Linked DNA regions of Mus musculus: all the other regions are linked to region 1. The links are chromatin loops, found by intact Hi-C in ENCODE. Cell type or tissue: left cerebral cortex. All regions are shown on one strand. Links, peaks and the distances in the headings refer to the core of each region. The heading gives the core; the rest is flanking DNA. Region 1 overlaps Dync1i1 (dynein cytoplasmic 1 intermediate chain 1). Region 2 has its middle 20 kb from the start of Sem1. Region 3 overlaps Dync1i1 (dynein cytoplasmic 1 intermediate chain 1).

Region 1 (10,754 bases), core at 1,187-9,186:
GTAGTCACAGAGCACTTTCAGGCCTAGCACACTATGCATACAAACTTGGTCTGTTTTCTCTTCAGAATGCAAATGTAGATTCAAATTATGCCTAAGTAAACGTATACAACACTTTTAGTTACCTTTCCTGTATTTTCTTTGTCTTTAAGAGAAAAACAAAACAAAACAAAAATCCTTACCCTTACTAGAAATCAAGGTTTTTAAATAAATACTTTCTCAAGAAGTAAAAGAAAACTGATTTAAACACCACAATTGATCAGCAATGGCAGAGTGAAGATAGGACACAAGTGCAGAATTTTTCTGGAGTAAAAGATGTATTATTTTCTCGTTGATACATGCCATGGCATTCTCTTTATATCTTAATTTTACATGTCATATAATAAGACATACCAAAAGAGGCACAGGTCCTACATGATAATGTCATAAATGTCAAAAGTTATATAAAATTGATTCGTCTCAGTCGTCTTAGTTGGAAGCACTGTACTTCAATAGTATGAGTTTGAATCAGGATTCTAAATACTATTTCACTGTCTCGGAGTGAACGGTGCATTACAAGTTCAACCCTAGCATGAGTTTGGCCAGCTTTAGTCACCGACAGCATCCCATGTCAGCTTCTGCCTGCCAAGCTGGGGTTTCTACCACACAAACAGAAAGAGTCCAGATCATTCACGAAAGTGTCCTGTGCATGGAGACACGGGCCAAATTAGACCCCAAGGAGGTGTCTCCAAACTCACACTGAAGTCAACGGAAACTTGCAAACGCAATAGAGAGCGTTCTCGTGGCTCGGAAAGTCTTGTTAATAGTTCCAGCAGGTCTTTAAAGTGGAAACACAAGCCAAACTCCTGTCCCCAAACAAAACAGAACAAAAAATACGTACCTCTCCAACATCGTAGATCCAAATGCGGCCTTCTGAGTCCCCTACCGCAACTTCCTTGCCACCCTGTGCCCAACGAACTCGGTTTAGGGCAGATGCTCCTTCAATGGCCACACTTGCTGTTGGCACCTGCCAAAGGGGTTATGACATGAAAAATGAATATGAATTTAACTATACTAATATGCAGTGATGTGTTTTACTCCACAACTGCCTTCCAGTGCACAAAGCCACTTCTACCCATGAGAAAGGGTGAACAGGATTCATTGTTCTGGAATCATACGCTCCACTGACTTAGGGAGTAGAAAAGAGAAACAAAAAGGGAAAAATGGATATACTTTCCCACCGTCGTGGCAGCCAGCAGCAGGATTTTGTCAAGTGTATGTCCAGCATAGAAGCATGCCAGCTAAATGCAACGTTTGACCATCAGATCATGCGGGATATGTCGGGGGACAGGGAGATGCTTGCTGTTTTACAGAGATTGAGGATCTATAAAAGGCAATGGTAGGGTAGGAAAACAGTCAGTTGCTCAAACAACTTGAGTCTTCATAACAATACTAGCGTACATGTGCTAATTCTTAGAGAATTATCTACCTTACCAGAAAGAGGGTGATCCAAGGAACAGAAGTATACAGTTAAGGGGGCTAAAGAGATGGCTCAGCAGTCAAAAGCACTGACTGCTCTTCCAAAGGACCAGGTTCAAGTCCCAGCACCCACACGGCAGTACACAACTGCCTATAGTTACAGTTCCACCTTCATACAGATGTATGTGAAAACAAAACATCAATGTAGATAAAATTTTAAAATAAATGTGTGTACAGGTTAAAAAAAAACAAAAACAAAATTTGAAGAATCAATCATAAACTCTCTTTTTATTCTTTTATCTTTCTTTCTCCCTGTGGCAACACCAAGATATGGAGAATGGTCTACAAGGTTGTCACTGTCCTTACAGAGACATCCTGTTAAAATGCGGCTATGTGTGTGGCACCTTTAACAAACACTGGAAATCCACAACCATTGATAATTGGGCTAGTAATCATTATTTCAGTGAACTGGGAAATGCTGAAATAGAACTTGCAGTCGGTCTATCTGTCTGTCTATCTGTTTATCTGTCTGTCTATCTCAAGAACCGTGGTATGTGGAGGGAGGATTTTGAGTGTCTCGATCTGTCTTCTGTCAGTGTGTGTACTCTTGTCTTCAAGGTTGGAAGTTTATAATTGTTTAGAACTCCTGAGCCTTCTATGAGGGTGTTGATTCAGAAATGACAGCACACCTTTAAAAGAGAAGATGGTACATGTGAAAGGAAAATGGAAAGAAAGATGGAAGATGGCCACTGCGAGCATCTTCTGCCCCTCTGTGAGACCTGTGCTCAGTAAGCGAATCTCGCCAACATGGAAACACGGTGTGCTCTGCCACATAGCACCCCAGCATTCAGCTAGTCACAGGGTCGAAACCATCTGTTTATGGGAAACTATTGAGCCAATTCCTATCTTTAAAACAGCAATAAAAACTCCATCATATGTAAGAATCTACGTTTAAACTTCATCTTGAAATCAATAAAAAATTCTTTTCACCTGCTTAAATCATTGCATGTCAATTGTGAACAAAAATGTAAAATGAAAATCCCCAGCTCATTTAAAAAAAAAAAAAAAAACAAAACCCAATTTCTACAATCAAGGTCCCTGCTGTGCAAGCTGGAGTCTGAATTTTTAACCAAACCTTGCAAAGAATAAAAACAATGTGAATTTAGATAGACTATAATTCTGTCAATACACTTTATTATCGCTGGGCTGGCCTGAAAACCAAGTCATGATTCAGCTGTAGACCCTTCAAAGTTCGTTTTTAACACTGACTTAAAAGCATCACATAGAATTTAACCTTGAATAATCTAAAAGCTGAGTAAAATGTTTAATCTTCATAGGAACACAGCTAAAAAATTAATTTAAAAAACCCTGACCTTCTCATGTAGTTAAAACAATGTCTAACGTGCTTCTAAAAAAATTAGTTTACTTGAAATGTAAATAATGTAACTGAAGTGAGTTTTGAAAGATTATCCAAAATGCTTTCTTTTCATAGCTATTATACAAAATATAAAACATGCTATCATATTTTATATGCTAAAAATTAATGAGTACATGAAGGAAAATATATCTGTAATAATTTGTGGCATTTGAAGCTCAAATGCGGAAATCTGTATTAAAATAATCTGCACGCTCTTTGCATGTGCCTTACTTCCAACTTTGATTTCATAAGTATTCTCATGTTTTTATGGCACAGTCATTTTAATTGCAAATACAAGATGTATATAGCATAAATTACTAAGCAGTAAGAGTCGCTTGCATCAAGGGTAAATAGCCATTTTCGCCGAGGGGTGGGGGTGGAGGTGACAATTTGGTTTAAAACTACAATAATTTCAAGAACAACAAAGCAGATGGGGAATATAGGCTCTCTCTGTCTTTTAAAAATCTATTTCCTAATCTCACTTAAATCTAAAAAAAAAAAAGTTTGTAACTGTGAGGTCCTGGACTCAACTGTATGTATGACCAACCATGAGTTTTTAAATGTTAAGCACAAAACTTCCCTGAGTTTCTCTCTTTGATACCTATAGAAAGAAAAGCCAGTGTCAAGATATAGCTTTCCTTTTATGGAGAGAGGAGAGAGATCGAGAGGTGGAAGTTATTAAGTAGGTTGTGGGCCACTACATCCCTTTGTACACTTTGGAGCCGGGTGTCATGGAAGCATCCCAGCCAGGCCTGCTTTCTGATATAGCACACTCCCGAGTCAATCTGGAAAGAGGTTTTTGTTTTTGTTTTTTTTTTTTTTAATTTGCTTTGAGTGAGTTTCTTCTAGCAAATAGAAGCAATATGATTTTAATCAACAGTGATGAAAGACTTTGGGAAAGCATTACAAGGTAAGGTAATAGCATCTTACTCTTAAATGCAGTGATGCTATAAACATCTCAGTGATGGGCATCTCACTCGTGCCTTCTGATCATTTTCAAACATAGTTCATTACGTAACTTTCTTTTCCCATAGTTCTTGGAGGTAAAAGGAAAAATGGCCGCGATAGAAACACATTTGTCTGGTGATAGTCACAGGTAACTGTGCACTTATAGGTACCCAGACACAACACCACCCAAAGGAAATTCCCCTGTCCCCTCCCACAAAAAGTCCTAGCCTTCTGTGCTTCTCCTTCATGTCCTCCAGCCTTAGGATCCTTAATTACAAAGGCTGAATGGCTTCCTGCGCCAAGAACTTCAAAAGGCCTGCTTTACTTGACATATATATATACCTTGTCCCATGGAATCTTTACCTGGGTATTTGTACCGGAACCAAAAACCAAGAAATGATGCAGAGGCCATTTTAGGACATAAAATAGTCATGTAACACGGTCCCTGGCAACAACATCATTCCCAAGGCCCTGAGTTAGGCCCTCGATACTTTTGAGGGATTGAAAGAAGAGGAACAAAGCAGATGACATCCTCAAAAATATTCATTTTGTTATCAACTGTTTTTTTTTTAAATAGATGCCTATTTTATCTTGTGAATGACTTTAAATGTGACACGTTAAAATCCCATTTTAAAGACGAATTGAGTTTTGCATACATGTATAAACTTAGACACTATGGCCTTTGAGTTCAATATTGTAGACAAGGAATATTTCCATAGCAATAAATCAAATGGATGGTAGAACTAAACAGAAAGCAGTGTAGAGAACCATCTTCAATGGAGTCGAAACAGAAATTGTACAAATAGCCAGCGTTGACAGAGTAACCTCATTTCAATAATCCAGTCTAAAAACAGCACCCACAAAAGCTTACTTTTCCAAGTCTCTGCCAATAAAGTTATTTCAACACGATGTGTCCTTCCCCTTAGGGAAAAGTGTGAACACACTTTGTGCTGTTGGGGGAAAAGATGTGTGTGGGGCAGAGTCGTTAACTGTCTAAGATCTGGTACAGTTTAGGGATGAAGTGACATGGAGTTTTGGCCAATGCATCTGTTGGTTCCCTTCTGGGAAGTCAAGAATTGGGGGTTGAGAGTGGGGGCAATGGACTGTACCCAGAGGCAATTGTAGGGTCTGTCCACAAAAGGCTCCCCCCCCCCCCACGAAGGACCAGACTGCAGAGTGACCCGGGTCCCCCTTTCCCATCCCTGGGCCCGGGCGCCTGTCGCTCACCTCGGTGTCACTGTTGAGGTTCCAGAGGTCCAAGCGCCCCATCCCGTCCACGCAGGCAAAGAGCGCGGGATGCACGGGGGACCACATGACATCGTACACATAGTCTGCATTGTCTTCAAAGGAGTAGAGCGGCTTGTTGTGCTGTAAAGCAGAGAGACCGTGAAGACTTAGTGGCGCTGCCGCCGCCTCGGGCTGTCTAGAGAGCCTAATTAAAAACTTTGCACATTCACCAAGTGTCATAAAACTTCCCGAGATGAAAGTCCTCGAGAAGGTGAACCGGAGCTTTAATGTGACTACAACTGTCCAGTGGCATAAATAAATCCCCGGGGGTGGGGTGTACTTTGAATGGGCCGGGGCCGGGACCCGCGGAGCGAGGCGGTTTCAGACACAGTTGTAAGCGACATTCCAGACAGGTGGACGCGACTGCCATTAGCTCGGAATTCTTGCCAGGCCAAGCTGTGCATGCAGGTCGCGGGAGCCTGAACCCAGCAGTGGGCTGAGGGGCTTGGACCTGCTGGCATGCTCCGAAGCCCGGGCGGTCCCTGGCGACCCTGGCTCTGCACCGAAGGCAACGTCTGCCACCTCGTGGACCTCCCTTGTCGCTGCAGCAACGATGGCTTCTTCCAGTCCAACTGCAGGCCAAATTCATATTTTAACTCTTTTTGTGCGGCGAGGGAAGGAGACAAATACCTTTAAATGCGGGTTTGCGCTCTTACAGAAAAGTGGAAATCTCTCCACTCAAGACCTTAGCCTCCCTGTATGGGGTTAGTTCGCCAGAACCAAGTGGAGCAATGTGGCTCATTCTAGAACCTCTGAACTTACACAGAAAATATGACTTCCTTTCTAAATCACCAAGGATTTCCAAGACCCCTACAGTTGATGTTCTGAGGGGAAACACAGAGCATTTTTCCACTGCATACAAATGCCTCCACTCCAGAGGGATATAATAAATTAAAATGGCACACTTGATTTCCAGCGAATATTGTCACATCAAAATAGCACAGAAGTCAGAGGCAAGTTTGAAAGTACACCAGAAATAAAACGTAATTGGACTTTATGAATTATTCATTCCATCTGGCTTGTCTTATTCTAATTTCTGCATAATGGCTTTACTAATCCCTGATCAATTAATGTAAAATGAAATTTAAATGATAATGAAAGCCCTAGAGATAAAAGAAATTAACTATTCTTATATCCTCTGACAGAAATCTAAACAATGGGAATTTTTGTCTTCTTCCTCCAGTCAGCTGTCTGCACTCTCTTCTCAGGCTCTGTGGAATGTCTACACAGGCCAGGGCCTTAAGATCAAGAAAAGATAACATACAATGTAACAATCAAATCCTTTCTGCCTTGGATATTCAAAGAACTCATCTGTAGGGAATCCGCTCCAAGTTATCAGCGAGAACTGCCAATGTGTGCTGCTTGTGAATGCGAGATGCCCACAGTACATGGGCTGAGATTAGAGCGGCGAGAATCAGTGCAAACCCACAGTTCTTAAACTGAAACCGAATGCACCGACGTGTTAGGGGAGTGACTGTAACTTCCATTATTTGCATTTCCTTGACGCGTAAAAGTAACTGGTTTGATGCAAACAAAGTTTAGATAGATTAGGGCAGCACAGATTGTAGATAAACTAGTGTGTGTGTGTGTGTGTGTATTTGTGTTTGAGTGTGTGTGAGTTTGTGTGTGATGTTTTTTAAAGAGATAGATGCGTCATATTTTTAACTTCAAAAGTATTTCTGAGGAAATATAATTTGAAAAAAATACCCACCATTGAAACACCAAGAAGGAACAAACTAAACATTTGTTTTATAGTGATGTAATATTATTATTCTGTAATTTCTAGATAAACATGTTTTAAATCTCATTTCTGTCATATGACTAGAAACCAAAATTATTTGTTTATCAGCTACTGCTTATGCCTTCTTCTCATTGTTTATATTAGATAATTCATACTTTTTTAGACAATCCAAGTATCAAATTATTACCTGATAGCATGATTGTATCATTTTGCCTTATTTATCCAAAAGAAAGTACGAAATAGCTGGTGTTTCTCACTGACCATCGTGTATATTACAATCTGACTCTTTGTTTAAAAAAGAATGTCACCACAGACTCTTGATTTTATACCTAACTGGCCACTAATAGAGAATGCAACATATTTCTTTTAGTCATTAACAGCTAAAGACGTGTGATTTAAAGAGGTGATTCTTTGTATTCTTTCTCACTCAGTCAATAGTTCATCTAAGCGCACAGAGCTGAGGATATGGGCACACATGCAATCATACAACAAACACACAACACACATGCCATTATTGTTTTGATCAATTAAAACCCCATCCAGCTTCAAACAACCCTTCTCCAAGGAGCTGTCAACACAAGACATACTAATCCCTTTAAAAACTATCCTGCTCATTCTATGATAGTCTTCCTTTTTTTCCCTTTGAAATTTTCTTTACTGATAAATTCGGTAAAAATTATACTATATCCTGGAGACACCACTTTTGAAACATCTGGAAATAACTGCTCTTCTTCTCAGTTTTTTTCCTTTTCACCAGATTGATAGAAATGCTCTTTCTCGTTTGTCTTTCTGAAACCTCCTCATCAGCACCTCCCCACCCCCAAGGCTGAACCTTCTATCACAAAGGTCACCCTGAAAGCAACACTTGTCCATAGTAGGCGTGTGCTTGGGAACAGGGAGAGGTGTTACATTTCAAGGGCTCTGTTTAACCTTGATAAGTTGATAGGTTGGAAAACTTACAGAACTCATTACTGTATGCTCTGGGCTTCTATCTACAGACCGATAGATGCCATGTCCCATAGAGGCATAAAATACCAGTGCAGGCAAATGTCACTTGAACACCCGTACTATTTTGAGTAACAATTACACTTTGTTCAATACACAATTTTTATCATTCTATTTTATTTTGTCTCCAAGTATCACATTATTAAAGATCTTCCTCAAATGCTTAATGTTTTTTAAAAATGTATGGTAAATACTAATATCATGAAATATTAACATTTTCCAAAAGAACCTTGATATTCTTCAATCTCAAGAACATTGCTTTGGAGTTTGTGCAACAGAAACTTCAGGGCCCACAAATTTGTTATAGTATGGCTATTGATTTTAGAATACCACAGGTTTTCAAAAGACAGTATGGGAACAAACACTGTCAATGCTTTTGAGGAGGAATTTCACAATATCCTCTCTGTATATCAAAGCCATAGAAGCATCATGATTTAAAACATTCACTCTAGGAAAATACCCGAGGTCATTCAGTTAACTAAATATTGCTCCAAAGGATATTGCTGTGGAAAGCGTTCTGCAAAGCAGTCAAATTTCACTGGACAACGCCCCCTTCACCTGTATGTTTTCCTTTCAAATGCCATGCTTAGCATCAGCAACATGTCAAGAAAAGGAAAAGGAAAATGTCATCACTCACAACCTGTGCATGTGTGGCACACCACTGTAAGAAAGCCTGGGCCCGAGGCTTCATCGGGCCTCCAGGTCTGCCTTTCCGATTATGTGCGTGAAGCTACACAGTCCCGCTTGCTTTTAATTCGCTGACTTTCAAACAAAGCAGAGCGGTCGGCCAGTACCGACTTATGTGAAGGGCAGGAACGAAAGTTTGCTGTGGACCGGGTTCTGTACACACATTGTCTGACTTAATCCGCATAAAATTTCTGTAAGGTAGATGGTGTTTACTGAAAAGAAAATTATAGCTTAGGGAGGTTAGTAACTCATAAAGCCACAGGGAGGGGTGGAGGTAGCTTTTGGACTCAGGGTTTCTAGCATTAGGCACATTCTGTGTTTGCAGGCACTTTAGGGTCCTTCAATCTGGTCTTCAGTCTTTACAGAGAGAATGACAAATCCATCGACCCTTATTCTTTACACTCTCCTTCAATTCAACCAATATTTACTAAGCACACACTAAATGATTTGTACAAACAGTTAAAAATTATTAATGACTGTTTTTCTTCCCTAAACCAGTTATTAATGATTTTGAGGGCATCACCCACACTTCCGAGGAGTCATTAGCATTTGGTGGGAGGAAAAGAAAATTCTCTAACATGCTAGGAACAGAATGGGGACTGTCCTTTAGCCAGAAGAGCAGATGGCGGTACCTTGGAAAGTGGAATAAAATGAGCAAGCAGGCAGAGACTTGGCTCTAGTTCTCTGACTAGGAGCCTCTTGGAGGGTGCTTACAATGATGGCCGCTGAAAGCAGAGTAACAATGCTAGGGCAAGCCAGAAAGGGAAGGAAAAATGGGAAACTACAGCCCTTAGAAAAACTTTCACCTCAGACCTTTGAATGACAGATTTGTTATGTGTTATGAGAAGGAGGCTCTCTGATCGCTGGGTTCTCCTTAGCTTTAGGATGTTAGGGCAGCTCTGCTGTGTGCCATGGTTGTACCACGCATCAAGGAAGGGGTGGGGTAAAGCTTACGGAAGTTTCTGTCTCTCTAAAGTGCTGTTCAATAGTATGTAGTATCTCTAAGCCCATCTTACTTGGTGTTCTTAGAATTTGGACCAGAGGTCTCCAAAAAATTTTAAAATGCTTTCTAAACTTTCTCAGTCAGTAAAATAGTATCATAAAATTGGGAAATTTGAAACGACAGGACCTGTAATCGTTTCTCTCTCTGATCAACTGAAAAATCAGAAATACGGAATTTGTGTTAGTTGGTGAGCTATGTTTACAGAAACAAAACCTTACAATAGTCAACATTCTTCCACAAAGACTCAGAAACAATCCGGTTACTTGTGAAAACACACAGGCTTGCCCATTCACCAACCTGTTAACTCAGAAATGATTTCTATAGGGCTGGCTTCCCTTTTCTGACATGACAGAGATGGAAATTACCATTTTCTTCTGTGTTCTTTGTCTTCTTCATTTATGGGGGGAATCTCCAAGGCTCCCAACATAATTTAGTATCCCAAAGGCAAGGGAATGAAAGTCTTCGTGTTACAACATTTCCCAACAGCCTCAAACACCATAGTGCTCATTGAGGTTGGGTTTGTTTCTAAATGCTCAACTTTCCAAGCAGACACGGAAGTGCTTACCCAATCTGGGAACATTTCATTTGTTGGAGAGGGGTATTGTTTAGGGGATAGTATGCAGATAGATAGGGGAAAGGGTAGAAAACTAATAAGAGTTTTTAACTTGGAGTTTTGACACAGAAGGAAAGCAAAAAGATACAACCTAGAAACAATATCCTGTTGGGGAGAAGGATGGTGACCAAATGAGTAACATGAAGATACCCTCCAAAATCTGTCCTGTGGTCCCTGTGAAGCAATTAAAGCAAAGAGACAGCCAGTTCTTCCAGGAACTATTGAAATCGGAGACTACATTATCACTTTAACAAAGACAAAAGACCAGACTTTAAGCTCATACAAAATGGATGCTTATATCATAAAAAAGAAAATGGTTAAACAAATGGACAGAAACTCACAAACCAAAGCACAGAAATCAACTCCTCTTGGCCCCAGAGAGGTGTTGCAAATGTGGTACCATCTCTGGAAAGCTTTGTGTGTGACTTAACTTGAGGTCCTTCTAAGGCACACAGTATGTCTTAACTTCTGCGGCCTGTTACTGAAGCAATCTGTATGTCAGCTGCCTGATGAGCTTGTCTTCCTGTCCACGAGTTGAAGCTTAGACGTTAAAACTTTGGGGAATCATTCTCAACAGAACATGTACAGCAGGCCAGTT
Region 2 (10,754 bases), core at 1,463-9,462, 590 kb before region 1:
AAATTACCTGTAGCCTACCGATGGGAAAGATCACCAGAAATATACAGTCAATTTTTATTTCTTACTAAACAGAAAATGTGCAGGGATCTATTCAGAAAATGTTATTTTATTTGCATTCTGCATTTATGTAAATCCACAAGAATAAGTGGTTTTCAATGACATCATCCTCCTTCCTGTCTTTGTAAGTCGATAATTAACTGCTGGGTACACTTTCCAAAAGAAGGATTTCACCCAATAAGGGGCTTTGTGAATGCAAATCACAAAGCAAGTAGCATGCGATGAATAGAGAAATAAACTTACCCCCTAAATGGAAGGAATATACCTAAATAAGTGTGCCTTACAAATAATACTTACTAGTTATTTTTATATTTGCCTTTTTCAGATCTGGCCAGAAGAGTGCAAAGAAAAGCAGTTTCAACCTGTGGTTCAAAGGAAGAATTTGCAAGGAGAATGAGAGAAGCGGTTAATGCTGGCTTCTGTTCAGAGCCCCGCCCTATTCACTCCTCATGCCCACATAGACTCTTCCCTGGCTAGGCAAGACAATGAAATCATCCATCCTTAACTGATTATGTGAATCTCCCCGGGCTTAAATATGTGCCGAACTACAGGGACCAACCCAGGAAGCAAACAGCAGATCAAGGAATTGTCTGTCAAGACACAAGAAACACTGGGGACAGTTTATGCTAATGGGAGCAATTTTTCCTAGACTTACACAACACCAGACTCCAAAGCTCTGTGAGCATTTGGCAGAAATGATCCATAGACTTATCTTTCTTCCTTACAGTGACTTCTACCCGTATCTCCTCTTTCTGGACATAGCAACCATGCCTCAGGTTGGGTTACCGCAGCTATACTTTCCTGGTTTATTCTTCTGTATTTTTATCTGAATGCACTCTCACTTTCAGACTTGAACTGTCTGCTTGGTTTACTGTTGTGTGTTTTGCCAAATGGGCATTTTTTCTCCTTCTCCACACACATATGTAGACTTGTGATCACTGTACTAACTCCCTCAAAGGCTACTAAAGACCCCAATGATAGAATCTAGTAAATTGCATTACCTTTAATGCATTGCAGTCATCTTGATGTTTGATAATGACAATCCATTCTGGAATACCTCCCATTTAGAGGTAACTATATGCTGCATATACTACCAAGCGTTGTGTGTGTGCAGATGTATCTTTGTGTGTTTCCACAATGGCCACTGAATGAGGGGGCCTTTATTGAAAATATTTTTAAAAATACAAAGCTTTGGCATGTAAAGGAGTTAAGTAGTTTCTCCTCTCTCCAGAAGGGAGGGGAAGGGAAGGAATTCACCTCTAGTTCCTGTGGACTCCAAGTCAATGTATGCTTTATCTTCCACTCTGACACTCCTGCTCATTAGGTATGTCTTTGTCTCTCTGTAGTTATTCCACATTTTCTTGATCTCTGCACACATACACATGTCAAAGGAAGATTTTTAGGTCTAGCCTTGACTCTTTCTCCAGATTATTTCTGGAGTTCCATCAGTCAGCTCAAATTGCCCTAGAAAAATCCTTCAGATTTAGTGGTTTACCCTTGTGTGTTTATTTTCTTGCAGTTCAGGAGGTTGGAAGAATGAGATTGGCATCCAAGCATGGTCGGAGCTGAGGGCTTCTCGGCCTATAGGTGGTCAGTTTTGGGGTTTTGTTTGTTTGTTTGTTTGTTTTACTGTGCCCTCATATAGCTATCTAACTCTGTAAATGAAGGGAAACTTCTGGTGTGTTTTCTTCTAATGAGGTTAACCAAATTACTAGAATAGATTATCACCTTTATGCTGTAACATGACCCCAATGATCCCATCATAGCCCCTTTCCAAACACAGTCACATTCAAGGCTAAGGCTTTCAATAGGAATTTGAGTACCACAATTGAGATTAGCCTCTATGTCCTCTAGCCCAGCCCCCCCTTCCTTACCTCTAACTCCTTGTCACACCCATTTCCCCAGATCTTCCCACAATCCCTTCAGATTCAACAAATTAAATTGTGTGCACTCCTTTCTCTGTCACAGCAATGTAACCGTTTATTTTACTTCAGATTTTCAAACTTACAGTAGCTTTGGAATTTTATTCAACCCAAGTCTTGGTTACCTCCGAGGAACTTTGGCCTTCGAAGTATGTCTCATACTCCTCCCATTCTTCCTTTCCATTACCCTACCATATTCTAATCTCCTGTAACAATTGCTATTCCTGCACAATGAAACACCCCAGCACTTAGTCTTAAAAAAATCGTTTAGCATTTACCATGCATTTAGAGCTGGCTAGGGGGTTAATTCATTAAGGTTGCTTTTGGTAAGGGCTCAGCTACTACTGAGGCTGTAAACACAGATCAGCCAAGTGTTCTTCTCTTAGTGAGGATGGTATCCTGCCTAGTCACACAATAATATAAATGTTTCTCAAATTCTTGGTCATATCCTTACTCATAATCTAGCAACCAAGGCGAATAGCCCAGCCAAATCTCTAGCTAAGAGCTAGTGGACAGGAGGAGCTGGAAGTGAGAGTGCATAATGAAAAGAGCAACGCTCCCCACCGTGTCTGCTCATCCACATATTACAGCACACAAGCTCTTAGTGGCTGTTGGTGATATAACCACAACGCACTGCTTCTTGTACACAAGTCCCAGGCTTCCCTTCTATCGATAGCTATGAATATTATTGTCATATATTTGTGTGTCCCATTGCTGGTGGGATTGCAAGCTGGTACAACTACTCTGGAAAACAGTCTGGTGGTTCCTCAGAAAACTGGAAATAGTTCTACCTGAGGAGCCAGCTCTACCACTCCTGGGCATATACCCAGAAGATACTCCAACATATAACAAGGATACATACTCTACCGTGTTCATAGCAGCCTTATTTATAATAGCCAGAAGCTAGAAAGAACCCAGATGTCCCTCAATGAAGGAATGGATACAGAAAATATGGTACTTTTACACAGTGTAGCACTACTCAGCTATTAAAAACAATGACTTCATGAAATTTGTAGGCAAATCACGGAACTAGAAAATATCATCCTGAGTGAGGTAACCCAGTCACAAAAGAACACACATACTATGTACTCACTGATAAGTGTATATTAGCCCAAAAGTTTGGAATACCTATGACAAAACTCATAAAACATATGAAGCTCAAGAAAAAGGAAGACCAAAGTTTGGATCCTTCAGTCCTACTTAGAGGGGGGAACAAAGTTATCATGGAAGATAGAGGAGAAGATAAAAAGGATGGGCAGCGGCAGGTGTGGGAGGAGATGGGGAGAAGAACTAAGGGCCAGAAAATTGAATGAAGCTGTGTAGCAGTGGGGGATGAAGAACTGGGGGTAGCCACTAGACAGTCCCAGATGCCATGGAAGCAAGAGGTTCCCAGGACACAACAGGAATGGCTTTAGCCAAAATACCCAACAAAACAGATATAGAACCTGTAGAGACCATATTCAGTGGATAGGCACAGCCCCCTGTTGAGGGGTGGGGTCACCCATCCATCTCAAAAATTTTAACCCAAAATGATTTCTGCCTAAAGTAAATGCAGGGACAAAGAGTGGAGCAGAAACTGAAGGAAAGGCCATCCAGAGATTGCCCCATGTAGGGATTCATCTCATCTGCAGACACTATTGGTAATGCCAAGAAGTGCTTGCTGGCAGGAGTATAGTATAGCTCTCCCCTGAGAGGCTCTGCCTGAACCTGACCAATACAGATGAGGAAGCCCCCAGCAAACCATTGGACTGAGCCTGGGGACTCCAATGGAAGAGTTAAGGGAAGGACTGAAGGAGCTGAAGGGGATTGCAACCCCATAACAAGAACAACAGTATCAACTAACTGCACCACCCAGAGCTCCCAGGAACTAAACCACCAAAGAGTACACATGGAGGAGCCCATGACTCCAGCCACATATGCAGCAGAGGATGGCCTTTTCTGGCATCAGTGGGAGGTCCTTTGTTCTGTGGCAGCTCAATGCCCCAGTGTAGGGGGATGCTAGGGCAGTGAGGTGAGAGGGGGGAGCCCCCTCATAGAGGTGGGGTAGGAGCGATAGGGGGTTTGTCCAGGGGAAGCCTGGAAGGGGGACATCATTTGGAATGTAAATATATACAATAACCAACAAAAAAATAAAGTGAGGGGGTGGGTTAATATATCTCCAACAGCAGTTGGATCTTAGGTCTTTTTCTTGTATTTTAAAGACCTTCATAATTTGACTATTCCCCCACAGCATACTCTTAAGTACATCATGAGCATTAGTTATTTTCTTCTTAATGTCTGTGTTCATACAGTGTATTTTGACTGGGGCGCCATCTTCTTTCTCTAGTCCTAATGACTTCTGTCGCACAGATGATTTTTTCCAACTTATATACATTTTAAGATATTAACCAATGTGTTACTGCTCCCAGTGAGAGCTGCTGATGACTAGTTTCATCAAAGAAACATTTTCTAGTTTCCTATTTTAGTATTGACTAAAAACCAACATTGTTCTAAACGTTAGAGATGACAGAATAAAAGGAATTCAGGCCAAGATCACATATTGATATCTTGAAGAAGATTATGGTGTCAGAGAACCACAAAGGCATAAACATAAGCCACAGGGGGTGGATTTAAGTGCTATTTTAGAAAGATATGGTAAGAGATTTTCAGGCATAGCTGTCTATGATGAAATCTGTGTTGTGGGAATTATTTAGATAAAGATGGATTATTGAAATGCATTAAGAGCAGAAAAAGCTACAGCAGGAAAGAAAGAGCCAACATCTTATGAGAGCTGTCCATGATTCAGAATGGTCAGAAATTTCCATAGAGCAAGAGAGAGGAAGGGATCAAGGCTAGTGAAGAATTCACACTCAGGGAAGTAGGGAACTAATTGGCATTTTAAAATAAGGACATTTCTAGTGCAGAGAAAGGATATAGTAGTGTTGTTAATATGGGACATGTGATGGGGAGACGGGGAGTAGACAGAAGGCAAGGGCAGAGGTACAGACCGACAATTCAAAAATATCTGGTTTGGGTTTCATAATACCCCTCTGTTTTAAAGTGAGGGGTGGGTTGATATATCTCCAACAGCAGGAAGATTTTAGGTCTTTTTCTTGCCTTTCAAAGACCCCCATAATTTGAGTATTCATTTACTTAACATAAAGCCTCCACATTCATCAGGTTTCATGAAACAGACAGGGAAGGAGGACGGATCTTCTGGCATTCCTAAAAGCAGTCTATGCAAGTCAGCAGCAGTCTTGCTGAGTAGGGGTAGATTTAAACTGAGGTGTACCTGGGAGGGGTGCTGAGGGCCATGTTATCCAATTCCAGATCACTTTAGATATAGTCATCATAACTGGAACCCAAAAATAATACTATAGACACTGAGTTCTCTTCACACTTCCCTCTTAGCACAGGGATAGTTTCAGCAGCTTCTCAACCCACCTCCTCTATTGGTACAGTGTCTGGAAGACATGGAACACCCTGCCTATGTGACGATGCCACATGAACATTGCTCCAGTAAGCAAAAAACTAAAGAATTAAGTACAAGAAGAGAGAGTCATCCTTGCATTTAATAAAGCTTATGTTCTTCATTAAGAAACTGAAGTTAATATTAGTTTACATGTCTTAAGGAAAAGGATGACCTCTGCAAAAGTAATAATCAAAATATACGCTAGGTCGTAAAACCGAAAAGCTTTTAGTAGTGTTTGTATTAATAACAGTGACGTTGGAAGACTTGTCCTAAGAGAAAATCATGCAAGTAGATTCGAATGACAGATATCTTTTTCAGGAAGAGAATCTTACCGAATAGCCTGTAATGTGTTCAGTTAGTGGTGAGGACAGCTATCCCAACCTTCAACCGTGCTGAGAGCTGTTAAATGACCTACCAGCCCCTCCAGCCGTGGTTGGTGCGTTTCTGTGGACACAGCCCCTCCAGCTCTGGTGGGTGCGTCCCTGTGGACACAGACCCTCCAGCTCGGGTGGGTGCGTCCCTGTGGACACAGACGCTCCAGCTCGGGTGGGTGCGTCCCTGTGGACACAGACCCTCCAGCTCGGGTGGGTGCGTCCCTGTGGACACAGACGCTCCAGCTCGGGTGGGTGCGTCCCTGTGGACACAGACCCTCCAGCTCGGGTGGGTGCGTCCCTGTGGACACAGACGCTCCAGCTCGGGTGGGTGCGTCCCTGTGGACTCTGTTCCGTCTAGTTCTAAAAGTCTTAAGCTTCAAAGCTTTAATCATCCTCCTTTACAAGAGTCTCCCTACCATCATCGGAAGCGTGTCCTTAAGGGAAATTTGCTAATACTTAACCCATATTTTACTTGTTATAATTTCCTATTAGTCTAATTAATACCTTTCTCTGCGCCATTCCTTGTGACTCATCCTTCAGGTAGCTCCTAGTCGTCTGAGGCGCTTTTGCTGTCAGGTCCCTTGCATGTGGACAGTTATTCTGTGTCTCTAGTCAATCTTAATTGTTAGGAAATGTTTAAGCCTGTGGTACTAATAAATCAGCTCAACATATAATTAGAGGCTTAACTCTGTGAAGAGAAGATGCAGCCTATTTGTTAATAATATCACTTAGGTCTTCTTAAACATTCTTGCCTAAAATAACAGAGTCAAATTAGCAAGTAGCCTTAAACAAAATGTCAAAATAATGGCCTTCTAGGACATGGTGGTCCCAATTCTTTCACCAGAAGCAAAGAGCTAAGAATGTGCTATCATCTCCTTCTAGTTATTCTAGAGGCAAATTGACTCCACTTCTGCAAAGCCAGTTAAACTGCAGATTGCATTAACATTAGTAATCTGCTGGATACATTCCTTTAATCCTCACGATTATATGCATTTTACAGATGCATGCCAAAACAGAGAAGTTCAGTAACATACCTGGTACCACACAGTAGAAAGTGACACATCAGGAAATTTTTTAAGTAGCATAAATTTTCTGACCCCCCAAACCTGACATGACTAACCTCCCATGCGGTAGGATGACTGCAGACCACTTAGTAGGCCCGAGTCTCTCCACCATGTAGCACGTGGCCACAATAATAAGCATGCTTATGAACGTGTGTGTGTGTGTGTGTGTGTGTGTGTGTGTAAAATGCCACAGAATTCATATTTTAACCTACTTCTTTATATCGACTCCATGTGTTTGATGTAGTGGTTTGACGTTTGAGAAATCGGTCCCCAGCTGGTGGCATTGTTTTGAGAGGCAGTGGAATCAAGGGAGCTGTGGCTTAGCTCTAAGTGGGTTATTGGGGAACAGGCCTGGACGTTAAGGTTTGCTTGTGGCTCTGAGTTCTCCACTTCCTGGTCTGCTGGGATGTAAGGAGCAGTTGTCTCGTGTTCCCACTGCTATAGATGGAGTCACCTGAGCAACCATGGCTTCCTTCCATGACATAACAGACTATATCCTCAGAATCAATCCTTAGGACAAAATAAACCTCTCTCCCCTTAGTTTTTTTTTTCTATCAAGTATGTAGTCATGGAAAAAGAAAAACCATTTACTAATATATATGATTAGTTTGCACGCTGGTTCTGGCATAACCCCTTCACCTGGAACCCCAGTAATATACCAGTCATGTCAACACACGATGCACAAAACTGAGACAGGAATGAATCAATGGCTGCGACTCATCTTCTCGTCCTCTGGTGTACTGCCCAGGGCCAAGAGGAGGAGGAATACGCACAGATCTTCAAGCAGGACAGAAAGAAAAGCACAATTCCTTCTGCCTACCCCACAGCTAACCTACCCCTTTCAGGGAACTACCCCGCTTGTTGTTGATCCAGCAGTGTGGAGAGCTAACTGTTCATCTCAGCCTGTGTACAGTAACACAGAAGAAGAAAAGAAGAGGAGACTCCCTAGAGCTCTGTGTTAGGTTGGGGTGGAGGCTCAGGGGCAGCATGACGCGTTTCCCCGAGCACATACTTCCCTTAGCTCTTGGTATCAGACTTTGGAACACGTAGCTATGAGGCACTAAGGCCATGTGTCCCATAGCAAAGCATGGAGGGGTTTAAGCAATGCAAAATAGAAAAATCTAGCCCTGGCCTGAATCCAGGAACCAGATGATTCTAGGGTCTGTACTAGTGAAGCCATTTTTCTTATTCAACCACTGCCAGAAGTAATTTTCTGGGAAAAAATACAGTAGGGATAATTTTGCATTAACTATAAACTAATAATGAAAAACGGCGGAGCTGTGTTGTATGTGGGTGTTAATTTATAAAGCAAAAGTACATATCATCAAACATGGTCGTTGAAGTCCTTTTGGGGGGCTGTTTATTTCACACAGAAGATAAGCAGCACTAGTATAGACTTTGGATGATATTTCAATTTCTTTAATATAGTCTTAAGATGAAGTAGTGGGCTTACATGTAGGAATCTTGTTCTATGAAAAATGAATACCTTTAAATACAAGTGCCACACATGGTATGGTAAAAACAAAAAACAAAAATCTCTGGAATTCTGAGAGACACAGACCTCTAGTCATTACTCCCTAGATAGTACAATGTAGTAACTATTTATACAAAACTCACAGTGTAGTAGACATAAATGATGTTGCTATGATGATGTATATAGGGAGATGTGCACAGTTCATGAACAAGCATTATGTTGCTTTATATTGGGACGTGGGCATTTTCAGGGTTAGTATACTTGAAAGTTTTAGAACTATTGCCACACAGGTAAAAAGAGATAGCAGTATAAATATTTCCTTGAGATATACATAGTTGTCTTCTCTTACATTAAATAAACACATGTGGAACTTCTCTATATAGTGTGTAGACTCACATTATTATAGCTCCTCATGCTACCACGTTAAGGTAACCCCAGCAATACAATGTCCTTACCGATCAATATTCAAACCCATTGTGGTGATTATAGTTTTAATGGCGTTTTTCTTGCTATACTTAAAGTAGGAGGTGGGGAACCTATTACATAGAGTCTGGGAGATCTAGAATTATGACCAAGCATTCTAGGAAATTGCGATTTTTCTCATGACTATGGTGTGGCATTCTAATAATATCTGTATTGGCACAAGAACTGTGTCTGTTTACCGTGGTAAGACTGGCATTGGTTTGAAGTCAAATTTTTCTCATAAGACATGTGTTAGATATTTACAAGATTAATATTAATTATCACAAGCCAGTAAGATGGATGAGCAGGTATGGTGCTTGCTACCAAGCCTAACAATGCAATTTGATCCCAAGGGCATGATAGAAAGAAGAACTGACTCCTGCAATTTGTCCTCATTTCTCCACACCAATGTACTATGGAAGTCACACTCCCATGCATGTGTGCCTCAACACACACATACACACACACACACACACACCACAAATTAATATAATTTTTAAAATATTGATTGTCACTTTTAAAAATACCATGTGTCCAAAGTAATTCCAAAGTCTTGAACTGGTTACTTATAAGTTTAGATGGGGTGGAAGGAAGAGCCATAAAGACCATGTCCCATGTGTGTTTGGGATGCTTGGTTGAATTCTTTCATATATTATTTACACAAAAGGTCTGTGCTATGTACTCTTAGTTTATTGATGAGATAACCCTAAGATTATTCTAAAGGTTAGGCACCTAAACACAGAATCAAATGCAAATCCCTTTTCCCAAAGTTTATCCTCACAGGGATGCTGGGGAAAACACCCAGAGTGATTGCAACATACTTTTCAAAATCAAATGCAATAAGCAAGAGCTGATTGTGTCAATTTCTTGCACGTGAACAGTGCCCAAAATGAACTTTAAAACTCACTAAACCTGTCTTTCTATTATGTAATTCCTCTTCCCAATACTTCTAAATATGCAAAGTCATCTTTAATGTATTATAATCTAAACGGTTCATAGGTCGTTCTAATGCTGCTACTACTTGGATAAATAATGCTTAAAATAAAATGTAATACTCTTTTAAAAGAAATGGTAGAGTTTATAATTAATTATATTTCCAAAGAGCGTTTGACTTTATAAACATGTTAACAGTATCCTTGATATAATGGGGTAAAATAGTTACTTTACCCCATGGTCTTTCTCCCCAAATACACAAGAAAAGCATTAGAAAAATCTCAATGAGGGACATCCTACAAAATACTATGTGTGTATAACTATGAAATAAAAGTGTTCTTGTATACCCAATGTCATAATGAATCTAGAAAGTCTAAGGCATTGTCATAGCTGTGAGGCCCCTAAGGTCATGGGATCATAGATTGAATGCAATGTGTTCTCCTGGATTGGATCTTGGAGTGAAATAAAAAGAGATGTTGAATAAAGCTAAGGAAATGTGAATGAGGCATGGACTAAGAATGCTGTGTCAACACTAGCTCATTCCTTCACAAGACTTAGCGGGAGACAGATGAGAACTTCTTCACTAGCTACGTAATTCCTTCGAAAAAGACAAATCTGAATATGTTCTTTACAGGGATGCAATATTAAGATAATAAATAGAAGGCCACATGAGAGTGTGCTCTTAATACATTCCTTAAAATTTGTATTCTGCTCCTGATCTGGTGTTTCTTGAAAAAATTGATGAACAGAGTCACAAAGTCATTCTTTTCTTATTCACAGAAAATGTCTTTTCTCCAGGAAAAAAAAAATGCATTAGTAAGTAAGTTAGCCTTTTCCCATCTTGACGTTAGAATTAGAGATTAGGAAACAGCCTAATCTCTAACTTCTTTATCTTCGTTTTTAATCGGAGATATTGAAAATTTATCCAAAAGTAAAATTAATTAAATGTATAGTATGTAGGTTTAAAAGAAAGCCGGATCGATGAAGACTGGCCAGGCAAATTTAAACTTATTGAAA
Region 3 (10,754 bases), core at 1,335-9,334, 150 kb after region 1:
AAGCCTTTAACCGAGCCCAGCCTCTAACAACAACAAAAGCAGTAAAAAGATGGACCTAAATAATTAAAACTCAGGTGGGAAGGCTGATTTTTTAAAAATATTTCAAAGAATCTGCTGAGCATAGTCAAGAGTGAAGTTTCATGAAAAGAAAGAGTGACCTTAAACCAACATCTTTAGAACTCAAGACCACAGAATTTAACTCTATCTTTAGAGAAAAAAATAAGGAAACCAAGAAGCTTGCATCATAGGATAAGGATAACTCTGTGTAAATATTGAATTATTTATTTTACTTACTCCTTTTATATCCTGTTCACTGTCCCCCTTCTGGTCACCCCCTCCCACAATCCTTCCCGAACCCTCCCTCCCTCCCTCTCCTCTGAGTGGGTGGTGGCCCCCTGTGTGTGTGTGTGTGTGTGTGTGTGTGTGTGTGTGTGTGTCCCTGGCACTTCAAGTCTCTGTGAGGCTAGCATCCTTTCCCACTGAGGCCAGAGACGGCAGCTCAGCCAGAAGAACATATCCCCCTACAGGCAACAGCTTTTGGGATAGACCCTGCTCCACTTGGTCGGGACCCACAGGAAGACCAAGCAGCACATCTGCTCCGAGGCCTAGGGACATCCTGTTTAAAGAATTTTTTTTGTTTTTTAAAGCCAGAGCTCTCTGCTAATTTCCCCCACCTTTTATACCTAAAAATCAAGGAAGCTTAATGAAGTAGCATTGTGCATGAAGTGACAGACATCATCTGGCTAATACAGCCAGCCTACATTGCTGCTTGTGCGTGTCTGCATAAACACATAAAAATGTTTGTGCACTACAGAAACAACTAAGGAGACGGCTCAGGGGTTATGGTGCTCATCTCAGAAGCAAGAGCACCAGAGACCCTGGCTCAATGAATGTGCTGGGAGAGTGACAGAGGCTGATTCTTGCCAGCAACTTGGGACCTCCACATGTACCCACACATTCTCTTGTCTACACACTAGTGTGATCACACAGGCAAACATGGACACACACATAGAGACACCACACAAGCACATGAAAATGGAAAAACAAACAAACAGACAGCTCTTCTTACCCAGCATGGAAATGAGAAGGAGGGAGCAGAAAGACCCCTGCTGTATGTGTGGTTTGTACGTTTTTTTACTGTAGGTGCCACACATGGAGAACAACGAAGACAGCAAACCCAGGGGGAAAAAAACGAGTTTGGTTTCCTTCGATCAACAGCTCAGTATGGTTGGAAGTCCCCCCATGCCAAAGTAAGCTAACCAGTTGGTCCTCCTCCCAAGAGCTCTATCTTCTCTGTCCTACAGAAATACAAAAGCTGCTCACGTTAAAATTAGGCTTTAATCCATTTCAAAATATACCAGTCTGTGTCAGGAGCTTTTAAATTACTCAGACCATTTTTTTGAACCCACTGATGTTAAAGAAGAAAAGTAAAATTCCTAATGAAAAATTTATCTGCATTTGATTTGAATGAAGATTAAAAACACAACTTAGCAGCTGTTTGATTTTTATGTCATTCAAATTCCAGTTTCATATTTTTAATTGCTACTGTGAAAAATTCTTTGATTGCACTTGATGGAATTAAATTTTGCCTTTTTAATGATCAAACATGGGAAAATTCAAGTGTGTTCTAGTTAAGAACTTAAATTATTGCCAAGCGTTTAAAAGACAGTAGTACAATCTATCGGGACATTATTTTATCTCAAGGGTAGATACAATACACAGTAATTGTACAAGGCACTCGCTCACTCAGGCCTTTCAAAATAACTAAAATATTCCTTCAAAGAACAAGACAGGAGTCATTTACTGGGTTCACAGGGAACCCAGGGCCTTACTGCCCATAACCATATTGTGACAGGAGTCATTTGAGAGAGGAAAAAGACACATGCATCACCAGTCACCGTGTGATGGTCTCAAATGTCACTGGTCAGTCAACAGGGTCATAAATGTGGTACATATTCAACTCTTGGGTTTTCATTTTGTAAGATGACCAGCATGTTTGCAGACGAGAGAAATGCATGGAACTTACTGATTTATCAAAGACCTGGGGATCACACAAGGAATTTCCATGAGGCCCAAACCATGTGCTTCTTATAGTAGGCAGAAAACCCTGTGCAAATTGTATCTGAATACTAAGAAACGGGCATGGCGTCTTTGGTCTGCAGCGAACTGAGAACATAATGGATAAAATGAAGGGACTCTGGGATCCCACAAAAGACTCTCACCCAAACAGCCTCTTATTCTGTCGAGGTTTGGCATACGCAAGGATCTGTAGGATTCTGAAAGTTTCACAGCCACAACGCACTACATATAATTATGGAAGATAGACTCCTCAGATTACCCCACTACATTTTGCAATATCCATAATAAATTTTCCACCTCATGTGAGCTGTTGATTCTAGATGAAAGGGTCACTTTTTTTTTTCATCTCAGTGGAAATATATTTTACTTTCTTTTAGGAGCACAGTGCTTATTAATGCAAGAAAATATAATTCCATTTTGAGGCAGACTCCGATGACTGATTTTATGAGACGGTTATTTTGTCATCCCAGAGGTGGAGAGGATATTTGGATATTATCTGTCAGTGACACACTGAAAATTATATAGTTTTTGAATAAGTGTTAAACTGGCTCCTCGTGGTGGCCGCTCAGAGTTCTCTTCTGCATAAATGGTCACCACAATCCTTACAACAGGACGCTACCCTATCTCGGATAAACACTTTCCGCAAAACAGAATATTGAATCTATGCACGGCCACGCTAGTCATGGCTCCAACTGGGAGAGACATTTTCCCTCTATCTAATTTAAAGTCATACAAACCTGCTAAGGGTTGGGAAAGAGAATTCCATTAAGATTTAGAGCTAACACATAGCAACAACGATTGCTTTTGAAAATGCACTTTAAACTTTCTATATCTGTTTTCGTTTTACAAAAACAGTTGAAGATAGTTCACTGTCTTCTTACACAACTCACATCGCTCTCCAGGGATGTTTTACACTAGTCTGTCATTTGCTTCAACTTTTATGGTCACATGTTGTTGTTATCTAAAGTCCGAGCTGTGGGCAGATTTCCTCAGCTCTTTACCCGACATCCTTTTTCTGCCCCAGGATCTCACCCAGGACAACATACTGTACCTAGACGTTTAGTTCTCCTAACAGCTCTTTGATCTGGATGACTTTGAGAGATAAGAGAAGTAAGTGCCCAGATTGTGGAAGATGTCAGTTTGGGGTAACATTTTTCACGATTTGACTGCAGTTGGGGTGGCACATAAGGGCAGTACATTCTTATAATATCACACGTGCTATTGTTACAGGGCCACAGACCTCAGCACAAATGACTCCATGATGCGAGTGCCATTCAGGCTGTAAAACCTCAGCATGCAGACAGCATCACCTGCCAAAACTACAACAAAGGCTTAATCCAAAAGTCCACAGCTCTGGGAAAGTCTCAAAATGTAATCAGCTTGCTTTCTTTTTTTTTTTGCTTCTGGTGAACTCTTCTTGTTAACTGGAGTATGTCAACCCAGAACACGGTGGTGGTGGGGTGTTGCTGAAAAGCTCAACCTGAGAAAGGTTTGGTGCTACACTGGGATCCCCAAGCCCCTTTATAGCCGTCAGCTGGCTGGGTAATAAAGACCTTCTATTGGCTGAACCCATGTCTGAGCAATCTTCTCTGGTGAGGACCCCACAGCTGGTCCCAGGGCAACTGCTGTTGCTGGAGTGGACCGTGGCCTTTGGGCTGAGGTCTTGCCCAGTTTCTTGGCCAGGAGGTCACTCTTTTACCCCATTTCCCACTCTATGCCCTTGGTCAGGAGTTATCTGAAGGGTTGCAGGTGGTGTTTCATGGCCTCCGAGACACTGTCTACCGAGAAGCTCCTGTCTATGTCCTCTTGGCTCATTCCAGCCTTTGTCTCATGCAGGGTGAACATCTCACACTTCCAACACCACCTGGAATGTACTCCATTTCTGTGTTCCCAGTTTATTCTTAAAGATTCACTTTCAAATATGTTAATCCATTGTTCCGTTCTTGTGTCCCATCTCTCCCCAGGTTGTACAAGAGAAGAACATGCCGTTTTTCATGCTGATTTTTCAATGCTTTTAAACATCAAGGCCAGGTCTTCAGGTCTGCCACATGCTGTCTGTCGCATATAAAGGCATTGGTTGAGCTTGTCCTTTCTTGGTGGACAATCACGTGCTTAGCATCCATTGGTTTCTCTTGTTTCCAGCACTGGCTGCTACAACTTTCCACAAACAGCCAGCCTCACACTCTTTTTCTCTGACTTTGCTTCATGCATTTTCCTCCAAACACTGCTTTGTGAAAAGAGACCTTTTTTTTTCTCTTTTTCTTTTGCAAACCTCAAACCTAACTAACCCCGTTTGTGAAATTAACCCATACTTATAGAAAGAAAAATGGAAATCTCATGGCATTTACAACCGAAATTAGCATGACAAGCTTTTAACCAGCTAGCCTGCAGCCAACTTGTCTCCTGTTGAAGGAACATTGAGCCAGCCATCAAACCTCATATCTAGATCATGTTTTGACTTATTTGAGAGTAGTGCAACTCAGAGACAACATCTCTTACATATTTCATTAGAATTCACTGCTAATTTCCTAGGGTCACAGCCTCCCATAAATAGATATAGAAACACAGCAGAGTTAATATTGAGGAGCCACTACTGCACAAGAATTGAATAATCATTCGTGGTTATTTTGGGGTCTCCTGCTTTACAAAGGAGCAAAGACTTTTGTCTCTCCCATCTTGTCCTCATGGTGCAGTTTCCAGGACTTTGAGCAGTACTCACAAAGTCCTCACAAGAGTGAAATCTGAGAGGCTCTCATGTTAAAACAGAAAATGCAGGAATCCAGGGAAACGGAACCTGTTTCTTAAGTGAAGATATGCAAACCGTGGTGGAAAGGAGAAATAAATTAGGATGGGGGTTTGTGAACACAAGTATGTGTTTGAAATAAAGACTTTAAGATGAGCAAGCATAAAGGGGAGCAAGACGTCAGCTCTAAACACATCTTCCCGTGAGGGCCCCCGGCAACCTTCTCTTCACCTCTGCGTTAAGCTCGCTTTCTTTCCTAAAGGATTTCTTTGGCCACACAGCAACATACTGGATAAAGAAAGCCAACTGGTAGAAGATGCACGCACGCACGCACGCAGGTACGTAGGCACGCACGCACGCGCACGCACACCTGCTGTTTCCCTTGCTGCATCTGCATCCGTCCACACCTCTGTCATTGTCCTCCTGAGCTGGAAGCTGTCTGCCAGGACTTGGAAGCACTTCAGCTGTAAGGAGCTTCAGGCGATAGAAGAAAAGTTAGACGAGTAAGGGAAGACTCCAAGGGAAATCTACAGTAAAGCCATGGGGGCCGGGGGTCACATCAGGGCTTGGTTGGTACTGACCACAGAGCTGAGAGAGAAGGTGTAGAACATGCGTGTGGGTGTATGAGGGGCTGTGAGAAGAAGATGGATGAAAATTAAGTTAGCTGGCTGGCCGTTGAGTGAGACGGGAACTGAAAAGGACTCATCTACAAACCAGAAAAGCAAGCAAGGTTTTATTTTCTTTCCCCTTCTTTCCCCACCCCCACCGTTTGAGAAAAGAGACATGAAGGCAAAAGGTGAGCTGAGCTCCCTAAGGCCACCCAGAGAGTTCCCCTCAGCTCCCCCTTCTCTTGAAAAGAAAGGTTTACTTTAGATACTCAAATAGACATTTTCAAATGTTTCTCAATTCCGAAACCTCAACCACCGGTCCCCGTGTTTACCGTTGAGGATTGCACAAATTTCCCCTGCTCCTGTAGGCTTCATCTCAGAGACTGATTGATAATGCTACTGCAGCCCCCAGGCCAGGGGGGCAGAAGTTTCTCTGAGCCTACAGTCGCTAGCTAGTGGACACACTTTTCATGCCATGGAAGGACAGACAGACGGCTGCAGCCAGCTACGAGGCCAGCCAAAAGTGTCACCTACCAGCTAGTGCTCAATGCCCGGGGGGTGGGGGGGTGGGGGGTGGGGAGAAAAACCACATGAAGCAGAGCTCAGATGCCCTGGGTGGGATATGCCCTGGGTGGGATGCATCAGATGCCTTCCGCAGGCACGACCACGACCCGCACACTCAAAAAGATGAACGGCGGTCACGTGTCGTTGCTTGGCTAGTGTCTGTTTCAACCTAACACTTTGAACATACACATGGTCCGGGGTGTCTGGCGGGCGGGGGAATTGTGCAGAATACGAGCTGGGGAGGTTCCAGCGTTTCTTGGTAAGAAATGCTTAGCTGAAGCATTTTCTTTGGAAGAGGTCTTCGCAGTGTGTTGGCTGGCTAATTCAGTTTGCAACGGTTTTTACATGGCGGTTTATAAAACACAGAGGGACTGTCAATAGTTCATCTCAAAGAATGGAGGTGCGAGGCAAGGGTGGAAAGTTCCCTTTGGATCACTTCAGAGAGTCTCCACAGGGTGTCAAGACACATCTGCACCCTGGGAGAATGCGTTTGAATCTGCAAAAGTCTTACCTCCAAGCCTTGTACTTCTCCCCTCCCCCAGCTTCAACCTCCCCACAGACCCCTCCCAGCCCACAGCTCGGGAGGCCAAGGCTACATAGATATTTTCTCATCATTACACCAGGTCAAGGGATAACTGGCAAGGCCAGTTGGAAAGTGAAAGTGTAAACAGGTTTTTATTTCCCCCTTCTTCTGGCTCTCCATGAATAGAACTTTCACATCAGAACCTCAAGCTGATGGAAAAATTAGATAATCACACTCGGTTACCTTAACCTCCCAAAGTCATCCTTACTGTGGGTCAGTTAAGGGCGTCTCAGACACGTAAAGAAAAAGCAGTAGCCTAGCTTTATTCTTGGTTTTTGGGTCGAGGTAGCAAAAGACACGAAAAGACAACTTTGAAGTATTTCATCCAATTTTCTCACTCTGATTGCTTTGACTAAACTAAAATAATTTCCATGTTTTCAAAAGAGCTGAAATCAGGGTGCCAGCGGGTTTTCCAAAAAGCGAGCTAGCAGCGCCGCCTACTGGCTGTTTTCTAAACTAATGCAGGATTTTTAAAAAAAGATATTATTTTGTATTTATATAGCGCCGTCTTCAAGAAACTTTTAAATGCTTTACAGACTTCCTCTCTAATTAATCCCCGCAACAACCGTGTGAGGTAGGCATTACTCCCATTTACAAGAGGGACACTGAAGCACAAAGAGGTTAACGCAGGATTGAAAGCGGGGCTAAGAAGGGTTTAAGAGATAAGAGAATGAATGTCCAAGAGAAGACATATGCTAAGGAAATTACTTGTACTCACACGTTACAAGTTAAATGAGAAACTTTAGCTATTTCTAAATGTAATGTAAGTCTGTCAGAAAGATGAGAAAATGTGGTTTATAGCATGCAAATGTCTACTTTATCTTTTTAAAAAACATATAAACACTCAAATTAAAATTCTTCTTCATCAGCAACTGTACAAATAAAGACATAGTGATATTCCTGAAATTCACATAATTTAAACCAATTTCACACCCATTCCCTAGGATCTGCATACAAATCCCCAGTTTCACATCTAGAACAATAACAAGGAGCTTTTTACTGGTCCCGAAGTCCCAAAGCCCACAACCAAGGGACTTTAAATGGAAAGTATTGTATACACACACACACACACATGTATATATATATATATATATATATATATATGCATATATATGTGTGGTGTGTATGTATATATGTGTGTGTATGTATGTATATATATATAATTTATATATATATACATACATACATATATATATACATATATATACACACACACACACACACACACACATATATATATATATATATATATATATATATATATATATATAGTACTTGAGCAAGATTTTTAGTTACAACTATTCCCATCAGTGACTGCTCCCTCTTAAATAAGTATTTCAAATGTGGGGGATCAGTGTAACTCCTAAATGCTCTGTCAGGCAGGCAGAGTGCTACAGCTCCAGGCACATCCTCCCAGAGACAACAGCTCGAGGCTTTCTGGGTGCACTGACTTAAAGTAGCAAAAGCAGTTGTATACTTTCTCTTCCTGTTGGGGAGTCCAGTCCCCTGCCGCCCACCTTTCCTGTTACTGAGTGAGTGAGCTGCCAGGCACTTTATTTCCTCTGCCTGTGAGCTGCACAGGAACCCGTCCTGTGCCCTAACTGTTGTTATCATGGTGTGTATTGCTTGTATACACATTTGCACACATATATCTACCCGGCTTCGCTGTGTGCCCACCCTCCACACTCTCTCTTGCATCCCCGATTCCCCTCTTTCTCTGTGCCTCCTTAGCACGCCTCGGCAGTGCAGAGTCTTTTTATTGGCATGACACACGAAAGCTGAAGAGCTACTAAAGGAAAACTGGTCAAGGGGACTATTCTGACATTGCTGGTGTAGGAAGCTGCATACATAAATTTACAGAGTAAAAAGTAAAACCTTTAGATTTTAATTTTTTGACAAATAAGTATTCCATTCTGTGAACCCGTGACTTTCCCTTGACTGATATCTATCATAGAGCCATGGAAAGAAACCCACATTGAATATTTGATAACTTCTCTTACCTTGCTTCATACTGTTTTGTAGAGATGTATAGAAATATAACACCCTACCTGGGGTCTAGAAAATATATGTTAATAAGGAAAGTGAAGGACCAGAGAGACACATGGTCAAATACCAACATTTCCTCTACACAGGTATATGAATTTTTGCCAGCCACAGCCTTTTTCGGACTTGATGTATAGAGACCAGCTGGAGCTTCCAGAATACAGAATTTAGTGAGGGACAGCCATCACTATGTATTGGAAATTAAATGTTTATTCTCCACAGATTCCTTTGTGAATAGAGAAAATACTGCTTTCTGAATTAGGAAGTGCTCTGCTATCAAGCTAGCACTGAAGGGAGTAAATGAAGATGAGCGTTCATGTTTCCTGTCTCATTTGAGACATAGGATTGTTCTGTCCAAGGTCATGAATGGGTCTAGGGCTCTCGAGGGACACAGCAGAAAATGAGGTGCTGTGAGATTTCTCCTTTCCTCACAAATGAAAAACAAAAGTCTTTTAATCAAAAGGAAAGCAGTAAATTAAGAAGTATGTGAGTGGCTTATCTGCTCAGTCTCTACTTCAGATCCTGACTGCCAGACTGTTGCCCTCTCAGACATGTCTTCTCCAGGCAGAGGCTGCAACGCCATGTGCCACAGCTGGGCAAAGGCTACAAGGCCATGTGCCACAGTTGGGTATGGCTGGCACCCAGAGAGAGAGTACATTCGTGAGCTCCATGGAATTTAAGGAAAACATGAATTAACACAAGCGCCAATTCCTCAAAGGCAGACTTCATTCTCAAATTGCATGCCAGCGGAGCCACTAATAAATTATTAGGTATCTTCATTCTGAAATGCTTGTCCAACATTAACTAATTTGACCATATGATATTTTCAAAGGGGTAATTATCATTCTCATCTCGCAGATGGGGAAATAAATCAGAACGATCATCACATTTAAAAGGGAACATTATTTCATATTGTGACTAATATCATCTTCAGTTACTAATCTTATTAAGGGGTGAAAATGTTCTATCCACACATAGGAATGGCACAGCTGACCTAATATGGGTAAGGCATGTCCTTTGAACGTCCTATTTCAAAAATTTCCTTTTCTTAATCTGCAACCCACAAAATCATTACAAGCATCTTATGAAAACAACCAAAATAGAAAAGAATACACAAGAAGGTTGGGAAATTCTTTCTATGGAAACAGTAGGGGATGTGTAGGGATAGCAGCCAGGCCCGTCCTGCCAAGGGAAGGACTCCAGGCTTCCCAGAGCAGAGGAAATGAGCATAAGCACACGGCCATGAGAGGCAGCGAGCTTGGGTTGTTTTTCTCCGGGAGTGACAGATTAGTGCTTCTGCCTGCTGTCTAGCTCATCTGACAAATGCAAAGCAGGCTGGGGCTAACATCGAGTCACAAAGGAACCCTGATATTTCGGAGTTCTATATTGGGGCATCTAATAGACTATAGACAGAACATAATTTCAAAGCTAATCTCTATCCCAAAGATTCACAGATAATATAGAACATCTGTGTTGTGTTCAATGTTGTGAGTTACCTACACAATTTAAAGAGTGTGGTAGGGTGTACACAGGTAGCATCCAGACACTACACCATTTTTTCTGTAGGGAACTTCTGCATGCCCAGACCTAAGTGTCCAAGGGGGCGGGGTGGGGGGGAGAGCCAGTTCTGAAACCAATTTCCCAGGATACTGTGGGATATCTGTATATAGTTCTGGCCACAGAACAGGTCAAAGCTGAAAGGCTTACAAGTAGGGCACATGCACGATTCAAGTGAGGATTCGAGTTTCTCGGCTGCTGCTCCATGGATGGATATTGGTTGTGATGTGCAGGTTTTTGTTTGTTTTGAGTTTTACTTATTTCATGTATATGAGTACACTGTAGCTGTCCCTGGCACACCAGAAGAGGGCAGCAGGTCCCATTACAGATGGTTGTGAGCCACCATGTGGTTGCTGGGAATTGAACTCAGGACCTCTGGAAGAGCAGCCAGTACTCCTAACTGCGGAGCCATCTCTCTAGCCCTCATCTGATGAGTGGAGACCTTAGAACAGTTTGGATGACATCTTCACGGATTGCCCAGCCCCAGAGTCATGGGCTTTGCTACTTATCTTTCCCCTGACATGGCAGAAATGGTAGACAGAAATAATAGAAGGGATGAAAGACTCTGTATTCACGA

What was found. A loop is a pair of places that touch in the nucleus more often than their neighbours do. Peaks named below come from ENCODE experiments on the same cell type or tissue, not always from the same donor. Only the 100,000 strongest peaks of a DNase experiment are listed, where the experiment ranks them.
Region 2: it touches region 1 in a loop (2.6-fold over the local background); 2 of 42 quality-filtered maps call a loop at or near these places.
Region 3: it touches region 1 in a loop (3-fold over the local background); 7 of 42 quality-filtered maps call a loop at or near these places.

The regions. Positions count from the first base shown.
Region 1 is chr6:6,000,704-6,011,457 of GRCm38, reverse strand. Dync1i1 (dynein cytoplasmic 1 intermediate chain 1) reads right to left here. Exons shown (of 17, transcript NM_010063.4): 15 at 5,048-5,188; 16 at 878-1,003. Among named protein-coding and RNA genes, the nearest start is that of 1700019G24Rik, 29 kb to the right of the region's middle. In left cerebral cortex, for the core only: a CTCF peak has its summit at 5,636 (motif pointing left); DNase peaks (open chromatin) are centred at 5,252, 5,617, 6,447 and 9,168; H3K4me3 peaks cover 748 bases.
Region 2 is chr6:6,593,529-6,604,282 of GRCm38, reverse strand. No RefSeq gene overlaps it. Among named protein-coding and RNA genes, the nearest start is that of Sem1, 20 kb to the right of the region's middle. In left cerebral cortex, for the core only: no CTCF peak of the experiment used is centred there; a DNase peak (open chromatin) is centred at 5,358.
Region 3 is chr6:5,854,826-5,865,579 of GRCm38, reverse strand. The region is part of intron 6 of Dync1i1 (dynein cytoplasmic 1 intermediate chain 1); the gene reads right to left. Among named protein-coding and RNA genes, the nearest start is that of Gm34527, 40 kb to the right of the region's middle. In left cerebral cortex, for the core only: a CTCF peak has its summit at 7,023 (motif pointing left); DNase peaks (open chromatin) are centred at 6,250, 6,985 and 8,061.